2 separate regions of the Homo sapiens genome follow, and region 2 is linked to region 1. A link is a loop called in an ENCODE intact Hi-C map of the cell type or tissue named here. Cell type or tissue: PC-3. All regions are shown on one strand.

What was found. Hi-C counts contacts between places; a loop is a spot of excess contacts. Peaks named below come from ENCODE experiments on the same cell type or tissue, not always from the same donor. Only the 100,000 strongest peaks of a DNase experiment are listed, where the experiment ranks them.
Region 2: it touches region 1 in a loop (5-fold over the local background); 2 of 110 quality-filtered maps call a loop at or near these places.

Annotation. Positions count from the first base shown.
Region 1 is chr11:37,940,792-37,943,291 of GRCh38, forward strand. All of the region lies in intron 1 of LINC02760 (long intergenic non-protein coding RNA 2760), which reads left to right. Among named protein-coding and RNA genes, the nearest start is that of LINC02760, 3.4 kb to the left of the region's middle. In PC-3, no CTCF peak of the experiment used is centred here; a DNase peak (open chromatin) is centred at 1,430; H3K27ac peaks cover 565 bases.
Region 2 is chr11:37,661,539-37,664,038 of GRCh38, forward strand. No RefSeq gene overlaps it. Among named protein-coding and RNA genes, the nearest start is that of LINC02760, 280 kb to the right of the region's middle. In PC-3, no CTCF peak of the experiment used is centred here; no DNase peak of the experiment used is centred here.

The DNA.
Region 1 (2,500 bases):
CAAAAAAAAAAAAAAAAAAAAAAAAAGAAAAGAAAATGCTTATTAGAAACAGACCAACTGTTGAGTAAGAACAGGTTAGTTTGGGTGAGATTAAGGACAAGATTAATGATAAATTTAGCTATCAAACTCATTTGCTTCTTTCTGTATTTTTGACCTAGACTCATTAAACAATAAAATAATGAATTGCTTTTTATTTCAATACATAGCTCATAGAAAACTTTAGATTCTAGCTGATTCAGTTACATTATTGAATATCAATTCTTATAAAAATGAATAGATGATGACAAGGTTTCTTTAAAGGGTGTTTATTTATTTATTCTGTTATAGATTCAGGGGGTACAAGTGTAGATTTGTTACATGGATATAATGCATAATGGTGAAGTTTGGGCTTCTGCTGTACTGATCACTCAAATAGCGAACATTGGACCAAATAGGTAATTTGTCATCCCTCACTCCCTTCCTTTCCTTTCACCTTTTAGATTCTCAAATGTCTTTTATTCTACTCTGTATGTCCATATTTACCTATTATTTATCTCACACTTAGAAGTGAGAACATGCAGTGTTTGACTTTCTGTTTCTGAGTTATTTCACTTAGTATAATGGAACTGAAGGCAGTTCCATCCATGTTGCTGCAAAAGACACATTTTATTCTTTTTTATGGCAGATTACTAGTCCATTTTATATATACACACACACACACACACACACACACACACCACTTTTTTTCCTATTATCCTTTGATAAACATCTGAGTGCAGGTGTCTTTTATATAGTGATTTCTTTTCCTTTGGATATATGTAAGCAGTAGTGAGATTACTGGGTCAAATGACAGTTCCACTTTTAGCTCTTTGAGAAATTTCCATATTGTCTTTCCATAGAGGTTGTACCAATTTAGATTCCCACCAAAAGTGTACAGGTGTTCTATAGCCTCCTCATCCTTGCCAATATCTGTTTTTGTTTTTTGGGGGGTTTTTTGTTTGTTTTTTACTTTTTAATAGTAGCCATTCTAACTTGTATAAGGTGGTGTCTAATTGTGTTTTTAATTTGTATTATTCAGATGATTAGTGATGTTGAGCATTTTTTCATGTTTGTGGGCCACTTATTTGTCTTTTGAGAATTTCTGTTCATGTTCTTTTTCCACTTTTTAATGAGATTATTTATTTTTCTCATTGGGTTGTTTGAGTTTCTTGTACATTCTGGATGTTAGTCTTGTGTTAGATGTGTAGCTTGCAAATATTTTCTCCCATTATGTAGGCGTTTGGGTTTATTCTCTTGATTATTTCTTTTGCTGGGGAGAAACTTCTTTTTAATTAAGTCCCATTTGTCTACATTTCTTCTTGTTGCATTTGCTTTTGAGGTCTTAGTCATTAATTATTTACTTAGGCCGAGTTCCAGAAGAGTATTTCCTAGATTTTCTTCGAGAATTTTTATAGCTTGAGGTCTTATATTTAAGTGTTTAACACACATTGAGTAAACTTTTTACATGGTGAGAGATAGGAGTCCAGTTTCATTCTTTCACATATTGTAATTGAATTTTCCCAGCACCATTTATTAAATGGAATGTCTTTTCCCCCATTGTTTATTTTTGCCAACTTGGTTAAAGATCTGTTGCTTGTAAGTATGTGACTTTCTTTATGGGTTCTCTATTCCATTTCATTGGTCATTGTGTCTATTTTTATACCAGTCCCATGCTGTTTTGGTTATATAGAATTGTATTACAATTTGAAGTCAGGTAATAAGATGCCTCCAGTTTTGTTCTCTTTGCTTAGGATTGTTTTGGCTGTTTGGGCTTCTTTTCGAGTGCACACAAATTTTAGAACTGATTTTTTTTTCATTCCAAGAAAATTGCATTGGCAATTTGATAGGAATTATGTTGAATATAAATTGCTTCAGGCTATATGGTCATTTTAATGATATTGTTTCTTTCAATCTCTAAGCATTGAATGTTTTCCATTTGTTTGTGTCATTTATGAATCCTTTCATCAATGTTTTGTAGCTCTCCTTGTAGAGATCTTTTACCTCCTTGTTTAAATGTATTCCTGAGTATTTTATTATCTGGGGGGCTATTGTAAATGGGATTGAGCTCTTGATTTGGTTCTTAGCTTGAATGTTATTCGTGTATAGAAATGCTATTGATTTTTTACATCAATTTTGTGTTCTGAATATTTACTGAAGTAATTATCAAGTCTAACAGTCTTTGGAAGGGATCTTCAGGGTTTTCTGGGCAAAAGAACATGTCATCTGTGAACAGAGATAATTTAACTTTGTCTTCACAATTTGGATGCTTTTTATTTCTTTCTCTTGCTTGATTGCCCTGGCTACAGCATCCAATACTGTGGTGAATAGAAATCATGAGAGTGACCATACTTGTCTTGTTCCAATACTTAACAGAAATGCTTTCAACTTTCTCTATTCAGTAGGATTTTTTACTGTGAGTTTGTCATAGACAGCTTTTATTATTTTGACATATGTTTCTCTGATGCTTAGTTTGTAGAGAGTT
Region 2 (2,500 bases), 280 kb before region 1:
TTATTCCAGAACTGTTATTCTGCCCAACATTCTAGGCTTTGGTTCCCAAAGAGTCACATCTATCCCACATGCAAAATGCATTCATTCCACCCAAGGTCCCCAAAAATCTCAATGAATTACAGCATCAGCTCAAGTTCAAAATATCATCTGAGTCACATCAGCTTAAAAGTCTCAAATCTCATCAGCTACATAATGTAAAATATGTATGGATGAGGCCAGGGATATAATTCATTGTGGGGTGTAATTCCTCTCTTTTACTCTATTATGATTCCAGATTGTCTTTGAGTAGAAATGTTTTCAGACTATGAAAGATAGGGCCAGTATTAAAAAGTGCAAGTTGAAGACACTGTTATGTAAGAAGGTTGGTTATGTGTAACATGATTTAGAGTCTGTGAGTGCTATGTTGCTCATAGCAAACCATGAAAGAGAGTGAAGACTGAGTTCCGTCATTCAATACCTTTTAAATCACCAGATGATAGAAGGAGGACAAAATCGTGCATATAAACAGACATCTTGACTCCCTAAGAGACGGAAATCTTTGATTTTTCTTACCATGGTTTGATGGATGTAGTTTAATAGGAAATATCTTTAAAGATTAAATTACTCAATAGGAAGCAAAACAGAGATCTCTAGAGTCTGGAATGAGTTCACTATAGATATATCAGTAAAAACCAATTTCAAACCAATTTTTCCTAGATAATTTTATCAAACTAATAAATTAGAAAAAAGTTATAGTTTTGATAGAACATTTAATAACTGTGATTTATATCACAATATAGGTAGGTATACATGTAATAAGTTAAAAGGCTTCTCATAAAATAAGCATAGGTTAAAATGTTGTGTGCCTAATGGAACACCATGATATACCCTGAATTTAATATTTCAACCAGTGATTTCTATAAAGACATTTATGGCATGGCAGTAAAATGGATGAAGCATGTCAAACTGAGCAGTTTACTCAAGATATTACATAAAAACCTCTAGGCTTTAACTGATTCATTTCTATTCTGCAATAAACATTATTTAATATGAGGTAGAGACTTGAAGTACTACATAGTAAGGTTTAAAGAAACTTGGATTGTTTTACTGGCAAATAAAATTTTGAGATAATACAAAGGCTGTATGAAACTATTTAAGACCTGGGATTTTTAATAAGTCGTAAATGTATTTTATTTACTTCATTAACTCATTGCATAAATATTTATCGAATGATTATTTTTATGCTAAGTGCCTGATAGAAATAGGTACTTATTGGAGAGCAAAAATAGACACAGTTGCACAGTTGTCTACTTATCTAATGAAACTTATATTTTAATGGGAAAAACAGGTACAAAATTTATTTAAAAAATAAATAACACTTTCACCATAATATGAACTATAAATGCATTATATTTTGCTGTGAGAATCTAAGAAAAGAGGATTGACCTACAAAAATCAGAAAAAGAAATCACTGAGCTAGAGCTTAAAGACATACTTAGGAGTTAAAATCAAAGAAGAAAGAAAGAATTTTCAGAAAAGAAAATAACATGTCCAAAGGCCTTTGGGTAAGATCAAGCTAAGAGCGTCTACAATACTAAAAAATAACAGTGCAACTTAAGTCAATAGCCTGATGAAGAACACTGTTATAGGAGATAAATACAAATGTGAAGAAAAAATTCGTAAAAGCTACTGCCTTCTACTAATCTTTATGCGATTTCATAAACACCGACTTCCCATAAGTGGAGGTGTTAAGCAGTGATACAGCAAGGCTTGCTTTGGGGTGAGCCCTCAGCACCCAGCCTTTTTGCTTGTGTCAATTGTTTTTACTTGCAGTTCTTTGAGTATTTTTTATATTCTTATTTGATTTGTTATTGAATTAAGTGAAATTTCCAGCATTGGATGAAACATATCTCCTCAAATCCTTCCAAATTAGAGATATTATATATTATATCTTTTCTGTAGCAAGTATGATCAGGGGGTGGAGTGCTCTGTGTTATTCTTAAAGAACACAGCTTTGCTACAGCTGTGTTTAAACTAACTCTAGTATATTTTTTCTTGGCAAGATCATGCTTTGTTACTTACTTAAAACCAGATTCCTAGATTTCCAGTTTCTGGTTCAGCATTTAAGAAGCTTGGAAGTTGCTACTTTGTCCTAACAACAACTAAAAAGTTGTATAAACTGAAAACTCAATAACGGCTCTTAGATTTATAGGACAAATGAAGTCACAAGACAAACAGTTATCCCACTCCCAACCGGAGAGATTGACAGAAGAATACAGAGAATTGCAACTTACTGAAGCAGAAACTCACCTGTAGCAACCTTCATGGGAATCAGTGCCCAGGTACAACAACTTGAACTCCAGTGGATGAATTGCCGGAGGCTCAATGTGGACAAATTTGAAAGTTAAAAATCACCAGGGAAACGAATCCCAGTCATACAGAGAGGAACACTTGTGAGTTTTACTACTAGGAGCTATACAACATCTACACAGAGAATATAGGAGAAACATCCTCTTGTGTT